Regions from separate parts of the Homo sapiens genome. Here region 1 is linked to region 2. The links are chromatin loops, found by intact Hi-C in ENCODE. Cell type or tissue: OCI-LY7. All regions are shown on one strand. Each heading gives the region's core, and the rest is flanking DNA. Links, peaks and the distances in the headings are about the cores only. Region 1 overlaps RGS9 (regulator of G protein signaling 9). Region 2 has its middle 66 kb from the start of LRRC37A3.

Region 1 (5,376 bases), core at 247-5,246, 200 kb before region 2:
AGCTGTTGGAGCAGGGTCATACTGGGGATAAGCTTCAGGGTGTCCCCTCTCAACTTTTTGAGTTAAGGCAGAGAAAGAAAGGACAGTTCCAAGAGGGGCTTCATGTTCAGGCTCTTAGAAGCTCCTGGAAACCATTCAGATCTATCTCTGGCTAAAATACATAGATCTGCAATTGCAGTGGGCCGTGCTTCCTCTGCACCACTTTTCTGCTCCATGTAACTCCTGGAGACTGGGCAAGGTGGTGATCCCAGCCTCAGTTCTTCTAGGTTTGGTTGTGTCCAGGGGCTGGCTGGTACTGACTCTTATACTTCAAGAGGAGCCTCTTTTTGTTGCTGTTGTTGTTGTTATTGCTGTTGTTGTTGAGACAGAGTCTCTCTCTGTTGCCAGGCTGCAGTGCATGGTGTGATCTCAGTTTACTGCAACCTCCTCCTCCAGGGTTCAAGTGATTCTCCTGCTTCAGTCTCCCAAGTAGCTGGGACTACAGGCACACACCACCACGCCCAGCTAATTTTTGTATTTTTAGTAGAGACGGGGTTTTACCATGTTGGCCAGGATCACTTCAATCTCTTGACCTCGTGATCCGCCCGCCTTGGCCTCCGAAAGTGCTGGGATTACAGGCGTGAGCCACCGCACCCGGCCTCACGCGGACCCTCTTAATTCCTGCCTTGTTAATATCCATGCTGCTTAACCCACCCAAGTCTTCACTTGGAAAAGAGTGGTTAAGTCTGAGGAGGACACTACTTCCTTTGAGGCAGTCAGCAAAATAAACACTGGCCCATGAGCCCATTGAAAAGGAGTAAAGGAGAGTCCAGTCTAGAATGTCATGTACTGGTCTCTCCTTTCTAACTCAGGCTGGGTTTCATTTTGCTTCCCCGGATTGCTCTTCTATCATTGCTTTTCACAAGAAATCTTTTTCCTGCATAGGGGATTAGGAAGAGTTATCTCAGAAAGGTAAGGCTCACGTAGTTCTCTAAGTTTTAGGCTCTTATACACCCTGACTTCCTCCTTCATAGCACTGATCGCCATTTGAATTTTATCCTTATTTGTGTGACTCTTTGTTTAATGTATGAATCAACATGAAGGCACCATTAATGGCAGGGGACCAGGTCTATCTTCCCTAGCACAATGTCCGATGCAGAGTAGATGCTCAGTAAATGTGTAATAAATGATGACTTCAGCATGCTTGGGGGCCTAGAAGAATGGGGACATTTTCTAAGCTTAATAGCATTTTTTTCCACTAAAAAATTGAAAGCACTCCCCAAATGATCCAAATGCATTGGCAGTCATACTTATTTGATCCCATTCTCTTCCAACCTAAGGCACTGTTTTAGAAGATGCACATTTCAGGTAGAAAAGGACCCTGGGGCCAGAGTGGACTTACATTCAAATCTAATACTTTATAATTACTTCCTTCTGTTGGAGCCTTGCTGGAGTGGGTTATTCAGAATAGCATCTACTGGTTTATGCCCTCTGCTCAAAGGGGGAGCTGTACTTTTACATAATGATAACTGCCTAGCAACTACTGCAAAGCAATTTATACTTCTTTGAGTCTTTACAAAGCTTAAGGTAAGGAGATTTTATTATACTAATTTTTAGCTGAGGAAACAAAGCTTCTGAGAGGTTGTGGGTAAACTTCTCAACACCTCCTGGTCAGTAATTGGATGGGCCAGGATTCAAATTCAGCTCTTCCCTTTGCAAAGCTGAAGAGCGATTGTTGAGAAACACAAAATCGCTGATCCTGTTCACTTTTTCCTCCTAGCCTGCTCTCTTCCCATTCCTTCCTTGCCCTGAAGCTGAGAGTGCTACAGGATGGAATGACTCTGTCCAGTCACTTAATTTAAAACATAAACAAGGCCGGGTTCGGTGGCTCACGCCTGTAACCCCAGCTCTTTGGGAAGCTGAGGCAGGCTGATCATCTAAGGTCAGCCTGGCCAACATGGTGAGACCCCCATCTCTACTGAAAATACAAAAATTAGCCGGGCATGGTGATGAACACCTGTAATCCCAGTTACTTGGTGGGGGGTGGGGTGGAGGCGGGACTGACCCAGGAGAATTGCTTGAACCCAGGAAGTGGAGGCTGCAGTGAGCCGAGATCATGCTACTGCACTCCAGCCTCGGCCACAGAGCGAGACTCCATCTCAGAATAAATAAATAAATAAATAAATAAATAAATAAATAAATAAATAAATAAAATGTAAACCAAAAGTGAACTAGAGCCGTAACGCAAGACAAAATACAAGTACCAGAAACACTCTGTCCTTAACACTCATGATGGTGCAGAATCGTGCTGGGCTCACACTCAGCCGCCAGTGTCATAAGCACCTCCAAGGTGTCCAGACCCCAGCATCAAGCTTTCTGCCTGTCGGCCACTGTTCTGCGGCCAGAACATGGGGGCACAGGGCTCCTGAGTGGACGCACACAGATGCATCCTGGCTGCCTGGTGTTCTCTGGGCCCTGCAGGGAGCTGTATTTGCAGGACTTTCTGCCATGCTCATTTCCATTCTGCCTCTAGGGGGTCTCCCTTTGGCTTACTATACTTGCTTCTAGGGCCATTATCTCAGTCTTCGGGGGTTTACAATTTGTATACTCCTGTTCACTTCATTTGATTTTATTATCTCCCTAGGGCTCTGCCTCTGTGCTGTAGTTTGCTATTTTGTTTTCTGATTCCCAGAATTACCAGTTACCTTCTGGGAATGGAACTGCAGCTTGCTCTCCATTAATAGGATTTGGTTGAAGGTGAGACTTTCCCACCTCTACCTTGGATTGTCCACATGAATTTAGCTTGTATTTCTAGCTTTAAAAATAGCTGTCCAGGTTGCGTACATTGAAGGACAGTGGCTGTGGAATGTGTGGCTTTGGCTAGATTGAAATCATGGCAGGTCCAGAAACTGATGCCCAATTCCAGGCGTTAAAATGCATTTCAACTCTTAGACGCTCACAAGTACAGTGAGTTGAGTACTGGCCACATATGGAGGCATTGCTTTGATGATCTTTCACTTCAAGTCAAGATCTAAAAAAACTCCATCTGTGAAAGCAATATAATGGATTCTAAACTGTCTGTGCCTCAGCCGTTTAGTTCTCATGCCTGGAGAAGCTCATGTCGACTTGTCATGTGATAATTCAATTTGTACAATAAATTATGAACCTGGAAAAAGCAGCCATCCATGGGATCTGCTTCCTCTAGATTAACATACAGGGATCTCTGCTCTTCTAGGAGTGTGTACAGGGAGGGGACAGTGAGAGAAAAGAGTCCTGAACTTTTTAAAAGGTGAAGAGACAAATTGATTTGGAGGGAGTGGTGGAGAAGAGATTCAGGAAAGAGTATGGATGGTGGTACATGCCTGTGGTCCCAGCAACTACTGGAGGCTGAGGACAGAGGATTGCTTGAGCCCAGGAGTTTGAGGTGGCAGTGAGCTACAATGGCACCACTGCACTGGAGCCTGGGTGACAGAACAAGACCTTGTCTCAAAAAAGAAAGAGAGAGAGAGAGAGAGACAGTGAGAAGGAAGGAAAGAAGGAAGGAAGGAAGGAGAGAGAGAGGAAAGAAAGAGAAAGAAAGAAAGAGAAAGAGAAAGAAACAAAGAATGAAAGGGAAAGGAAAGGAAAGGAAAAGAAAAAAGAAAAGAGAGAGGAGGGAGGGAGAGACAGAATGAAGGAGGGAAGGAAAGAGAGAAAAAAGGAAGGAAGGAAAAAAAGAAATAGAAGCATATGGGCTTTGGGGATCGGACAAAGGTTAAAATTCTAGTCCTACCACTTCCTGGCTATGACCTTGGATGAGTTGCTCAGCATCTCAGAGCCTCTAATTTCTCATTCGTAAAAGGAGAATAGAAAAAAAGAGGGACTAAATGCGATAATAGACATAAGGTCCCTGGCACATAGCAGAGACCCACACACAGTGCCTATTCATTAGGGCTACTACACCACCACTGAGCACGTGAGCGGCACAATTTAAGCCCTCATCAGATAAAATGCAGGATTCACAGGCAATATTTGGGACCTATTATGCAAAAAAAGATATTCATTGCTTATCTGAAATTCAAACATAACTGGGAATCCTGTATTTTTATTTGCTAAGTCTTTCAAACCTACTATCAATATTATTATATCTTAGCCAAAGGCAATAAGAAACATTATGTTAAAACGAAGTTGTTACAAAAAAAAAGTACGCACAATTCTAAGCAATTCAAAGAAAACCACCTCATGATAAAATAAGAAATAAGAGTTTTTTTCCAGCCTGGCATTCACACACAACTTCCCTCCTTTCTCAGCTGCCGGCCCTCCTGGAGTGAAGCCACTTCTTTATGCCTCATCTCAGCGACACACTTTGCTACAGGAGGAAGACTCTGCTTAAGGAATCTCCGGATGCTCTGCATTCTTAGCATTCTAACAACTTCTTATTTTTCCCTTGCAGAGTTGCCCAAATAGGGACACATCTAGACTTGTTGTTTACATAGCTCTGGGCCGGCTGACTGGCAAACCCCGGATGGAGGGTGCAGACAATTGGCACAGGGCAGAAGGGGTCAGGCCACCGGCAGGAGTGCAGGGGAGAAATAAGCAAGGACCTTGGGATGGGGTAGCCAGGCAGGTATCTGCAGAGAAACTCAGGTGGGGGGCCAAGCAAGCCACGGAGCCAAAGGCGAGATGGGGAGAACCGTGAGGAATCGGGCAGCACTGGCATTGAGAGCAGAGAGGGGGTCTAAAGTCAGAAACCCGGAGATCCAGAAACACAAGTGGTTAAGCAGGCAAGAAAAGAGATGGAGCCGGGTGCAGTGGTTCATACCTGTAATCCCAGCACCCTGGGAGGCCAAGGCAGGTGGATCGCTTGAGCCCAGGAGTTCAAGATCAGCCTGGGCAACATGGTGAAACCCCGTCTCTACTAAAAATACAAAAATTAGCTAGTCTTATAACCTGGTCTCAAAACGAATAAATAAAGGCCAGGCGTGGTGGCTCACATCTGTAATCCTAGCACTTTGAGAGTCCAAGGCAGGCGGATCACTCGAGGACAGGATTTTGAGATCAGCCCGGCCAAAAAGACACAACCTTGTCTCTACTAAAAATATAAAAATTAGCTGTGCATGGTGGCACACATCTGTAATCCCAGCTACTCAGTAGGCTAAGGCATAAAAATCTTTTGAACCCAGGAGGCGGAGGTTGCAGTGGTCCGAGATTGTGCCACTGCACTCATGCCTGGGTGACAGAGCAAGACTGTCTCAAAATAGATAGATAGGTATGTAGGTAGGTAGGTAGATAGATAGATAGATAGATAGATAGATAGATAGATAGATAGATAGATTTAAAAAAATTAAGGGGGTGCAGCTGTCTAAGGAGTCTTGGATTTAAGATTGCGATCATGTGAAGTAAATAGCCGTCCAGCCA
Region 2 (5,376 bases), core at 170-5,169:
GGAGTTTGAGACCAGCTTGGCCAATGTAGTGAAACCTCGTCCCTACTAAAAATACAAAAAATTAGCTGGGCGTGGTGGTGGGCGCCTGTAACCTCAGCTACTTGGGAAGCTGAGGCGAGAGAATCGCTTGAAGCCGGGAGGTGGAGGTTGCAGTGAGCCAAGATCGTGCCACTCTACTCCAGCCTGGGCGACAGTGTGAGACTCTGTCTCAAAAAAAAAAAAGAAAAAAAGAGTAATCTTAAAAAATAAAAATATATGTTTTAAAACTTTTTATATATACATGTAAAATGTATATGCATATTATATATATGTTCAAATGTGTGAATGTATTTTTGTATTTATAAACACTTAAACTAAAATATGTAAATTTATGTATAAAACTATAAAATATGAACATGATATTATACTATGTATATATTTTGTAACCCTCATTTTCACTCACTACAAAATAAATGTATTTTATATGGTAAGTATAGATTTACCTAATTTTTTCAAGGTAAATAGTTTAAAAAATATAAAACTAGTAAATGCTCATTGCAAAAACAAATTGCTAAAAAATATCAAGAAGAAAGTAAACAGCACAAAAAGCCCTCCTTCTAAAGACAACCATTATTAACATTTTGGCAAACATCCTTTTTTTTTTTTTTTTGAGATGGAGTCTCGCTCTGTCACCCAGGCTGGAGTGCAGTGGTGAGATCTCGGCTCACTGCAACCTCCGCCTCCCTGGCTCAAGCGATTTTCCTGCCTCAGCCTCTGGAGTAGCTGGGATTACAGGCATGCACCACCACATCCAGCTAATTTTTTTTATTTTTATTTTAGTAGAGACGGAGTTTCACCATGTTGGCCAGGCTGGTCTCAAACTCCTGACCTCAAGTGATCCGCCCACCTCAGCCCCAAAAAGGTTGGGATTACAGGCGTGAGCCACCGTGCCCGGCCCAAACATCTTTTTTTACACACATATACACCCATATTTTTATATCAATAGTCTCAAATTATATATACACTGTTTTGGGACTTTTAAAAAAATTTCAGCAAGACCTTGTGGACATCCTTCCATGATAATACGCAGAGCATGAGATTATTCTTTTAAATGATTACATAATATTTTATTGTGAGAGCATAACTTTATTGAATTTATTTATAAACACTAGTGGCGAGCATCCATTTTTCAGCTTTTCACAATTAAAAACAACACTGTGATGAGCCATCCTTATATATGGATTCTTTCTGGAATAAGAAATAAATGGACTGAAAAATTAGAATGTACAATTCTAGAGGTCCCACGTTGTCAAATTATGTTCAGAAATGTGCACCGCGAAAAAGTCTAAAAGTTCAGCCAAGATTCACATGGGTCATTTCTGGGCAAAAGGACCAGGCATGATTTTGTTGTTCTTCCTATTCTTCTGTCCTCCTCAGCTTTTCTATTCTAAGTGTGTCCTTCGTTATGCTGATGCAAGTTGGCAATTTTACATTGCACAAGAATATATGGTTTTAATCCACGCAAGTGTCGCCTCTGACGATGCTCTCTTTCCAGTTCCTCCTGCACCACACTTGCTCTCATCATCTGCTACAGGGGAGGGACCTGCTAGCCCTGTGCCTAAGTTAGCACCAGCAGGAACCCACAGGTGTTCAGTGGGGAGTCGCTGACTGCCTTGGAGAAGCGTATTTGAGACAAGCTGTTAATGGCTCACGGTCCTAGGGTAACCCCCTCGGCTGGCACCTGCATTTAGGACAGCAGTGAGCCAAGCAGTTTCCAGCTTGTGGGAAAGAAGCTTTGAGGGGTCCCTAAGGGCAAGAAGGCCTTTCCTGGCTCAGTCCAATCAGATACCTGCTGTGGCTGTGCTTCTTCTGGCCACAGGTCCCTGTCTTTGTTGGTTCCCTGCACTGACCTGGCCAAAAGGAAGCTGCTTGCTTCTGGGCAGCAGCTGTCCCCTCCCCCAGAAAGTCTAAAAGGACACAGAGGACGTCTTCAGTATTTCCGTAGAGGTCACAAGCTAAGTGGGTCGCTGTCGCTGTTTTACGTTTGGTTGGTGCTGAGACACTTCCTCTTTCATTTATGTCTTATTCAGGCCACCTCCTCCATCCCCCTTGAAGACTGAAAAAGGGGAACTTGAAAGAAAAACCGAAAATTTCAGACCGAGCTATGGTGCAGGAGACCATGCTGTCATCCTGAAGCAGAGGCTGGGGACGTCACCAAGAGGATCACAGCATCCTCGAGGGTTCACTGAGGCCACTGCCCAGGCTTTCTTTTCTTTCTTTTTTTTAATAGAGATCAGAGTCTTGCTAGGTTGCCCAGGCTGATCTCAAACTCCTGAGCTCAAACAATCCTCCCACCTCAGCCTTCTAAAGTGCTGGGTTTACAGGCTTGAGTCACTATACCGGGCTGACCAGGGACTTTCTTCCTCCCCTCATTCGAACTTTCTTAGCTCCCACTCAAGTCTTCCTAAATGCTATGTGGTATTCTTAGGACTCCTAATTCCTAATTTTTCAGGAAGTGAAATGATATTCTTAAAGTAAAAACCAAAATCTGCTTTTGCTCAATTCTTTGAATTTACTGTATTTATATGCCATATATAGAGAGAGAGAGAAAGAGAGACAGAAAGAGTGCATGTAGATATACACACACAAATGTATACACACACACACACACACACACACACACATCAGATTGTGGTAGCTTTTGGAAACTCTCTAAGGCACAGAAAATAAGTTGCCTGACAAGACATCAAAGAATTGCAAAAGAGGCCACAGCCCCAAAGGCCTTACTGACTGCTTTGTGATTTGTAGCATGACTGCTGATAAGCATCTATTTGCTTCAGTAAATAGAAGTTGAATCATAACATTTGTTCCAGGAAACAGTAACTGAAGTCGCAAATCATAAATAATAAAGCATGAAAAATCTTCTTTTAACCTAATGGACTAAAAGATTTCTTGCTTTTTTCATTTCTGCTAATGGCCTCTCTCCCTTGGCACTGCCAGAGCTGGCCCATTAAAGGTGAATTGAGCCTCAGTTTGCAGGCAGGACGTGGTCCAAAAGATCATTTGTAAGTTGGTTGTTTGGATCAAAGAATGTGTTTTCTCCTAGAAACCGTTTTTCTCAGGGTGACTGGGTTCTCAGGTTCGCTCGCACAGTGCTGTTCAACTTCTACTGAAGCTGAGCTCTGGGTCTTTGAGGGCAGGTTCTCTGCAGTGCAGGAGGGAGAAATCAGGTCACCTGCTGCTCCTTTGCATAGAGACCTGGCTCTGAGCACAATTTAAGCATAAGTAGTTTTCTTTTCTACTTTCTCAACTCCCTTTTGGCGTCCAGGTCCAGGGCCGTAGTCCCTGGATTGCAGCACCCTTTCCTAAAGTGCTTTACCCACCTCTGGGCTGCTTGCCTGCTAAGGGGGGTCTGGGACCCCAAATTACCCACTATTCCTGCTTCCTGACCAATCAGACTTCCATTTCCTCAGAGCAGTTGATATCAGCTAAGGGCCAGGGGAAAAGCAAAAGGAGAAGATATGAATTCACACTAGTAGGTGAATCATGGAGAACCTCTTAACCCTCTTAATATCTTCTCATGTTAAAATGAATTAGTTGTGAGACTTGAGAGTCCTTGTGGCAGTATGGGTTAGGGATGAACACGGTGACTAAGGATTCGGAATTCACACACACATTAGTAGGACTCTTAGGCTCTTCACTGCACCTGCTTCCAGAACACTGGCAGTCAGTTAGGAAATGATCCTACTCTGGAAAAAAAATGCAATGGTCGCAGAGAAGAAACTTTCAAGTTCAGACACTGGGGAGAATCCCCTCAGTGAATAAGCTGATTATCTGCCAGATTGCCTCTGAGAATAAGCCACATTCATGCACACAGAACCCCCCACCAGTTTTTTGTGCCTCATAATGAAATCTTAACAGATAGCCAAAGATTACCAGATGTTTATGGAAAGTTCTAACATGAAACAAAAAGACCAAAACAGAGGAAACAACAGAACAAATCTTCAAAAGTAGTATAGTTACTATCTATAGAGAAATAAGAAAAGGCATTTTATCCATGAAATAGGATGTATTTTAGACTTTCAGGATGCCGTAACAAAATATGATACACTGGGTGGTTTATAAACAAAGAAATTTATTTCTCATGGTTCTAGGGACTGGAATCCAAGATCAAGGTGCTGATTTGGTGTCTGGGGAGGGCCTGCTTTCTGGTTCAGAGATAGTGTCTTCTTGCAGTGGCCTCACGTGGAGGAAGGGGTGAGCTGACTCCCTTGGGTCTCTTTTATAAAGGCACTAATACTATTCATAAGGGTTCCATTCTCATGGCCTGATCACCTCCCAAAGGTTCCCATCTACAAATACTATCACGTTGGGGGTTAGGTCTCAACATAGAAATTTGGGGGGACACAGACATTCAAACCATCGCAGGGTGCAAAATAAAATAATCATAACAAGAAAGGGATTTTGGCTATTGAAAAGCAGAATAGTTTAAAGTAAGTATTCAAAAGAAAAGATAGAAGATAATTTATAAAGTCTGGGCACAGTGGCTCACACCTATAATCCCAGCACTTTGGGAGGCCGAGATGGGTGGATCACGAGGTCAGGAGTTCAAGATCAGCCTGGCCAAGATGATGAAACCCCATCTCTACTAAAAATACAAAAAAAAAAAAAATTAGCTGGGTGTGGTGGTGGGTGTCTGTAATCCCAGCTACTAGGGAGGCTGAGGCAGAGAACTGGTTGAAACCAAGAGGTGGAGGTTGCAGTGAGTTGAGATCGCACCACTGCACTCCAGCCTGGGCAACAGAGCGAAACTCTGTCTCAAAAAAAAAAGAAAAGAAAAGAAAAAGAAAAAAAATAATTGATAAAAACTTCAGAATGTAGTACAAAAAGATGGAAAAAATGTGAGAGATAAGAAAATTTGAGGATCTATTCTGAAAGTCCAACATCCAGCAAGAATGGAGGGAAGGAAATTATCAAAAAAATAATACCAGAAAATTTCTCAGAATGAAAGGATAAGAGTCTCAGTATCAAAGGGCCTGCTAAGTGAGCCACAAAATGAATGAGAAGAAAGGTTCAGGCTAAGGCACATCTTTATAACCCTTCAGAACGCTAAGGATAAAAAGGAGACCCTATAATCTTCCTAAAAATAACAGATAACATACAAAGAACTAGGAATCAAAATGGCATTGAACATCTCAGTAGCAACATTGGAAGTCAGAAGAAACTGGAGCAAACTGTTTATAATTCTGAGGGGAAATGATTTGCAATCTAGAATTCCACACCAACTCAATAAATTCTCAATCAAGTATGAGGGCAGGATAAAAACATTTTCAGATGTCAAAGTTCTCAAAATATTTATCTCTATGTACCTTTATTCCAGAAGGTTCTGGGGATGTG

The links. Peaks named below come from ENCODE experiments on the same cell type or tissue, not always from the same donor. Only the 100,000 strongest peaks of a DNase experiment are listed, where the experiment ranks them.
Region 1: a loop joins it to region 2, with 4 times the contacts of the local background. A loop is called at or near these places in 4 of 110 quality-filtered maps.

What each region holds. Positions count from the first base shown.
Region 1 is chr17:65,182,979-65,188,354 of GRCh38, reverse strand. All of the region lies in intron 9 of RGS9 (regulator of G protein signaling 9), which reads right to left. Among named protein-coding and RNA genes, the nearest start is that of RGS9, 48 kb to the right of the region's middle. RefSeq lists enhancers at 1,853-2,376, 2,377-2,900, 4,004-4,540, 4,541-5,077. In OCI-LY7, for the core only: a CTCF peak has its summit at 2,528; no DNase peak of the experiment used is centred there; H3K27ac peaks cover 759 bases.
Region 2 is chr17:64,982,741-64,988,116 of GRCh38, reverse strand. No RefSeq gene overlaps it. Among named protein-coding and RNA genes, the nearest start is that of LRRC37A3, 66 kb to the right of the region's middle. RefSeq lists enhancers at 1,685-1,734, 2,015-2,314, 2,932-3,211. In OCI-LY7, for the core only: a CTCF peak has its summit at 4,230; DNase peaks (open chromatin) are centred at 1,636, 2,096, 2,716, 3,196 and 1 weaker place; H3K4me3 peaks cover 3,538 bases; H3K27ac peaks cover 5,000 bases.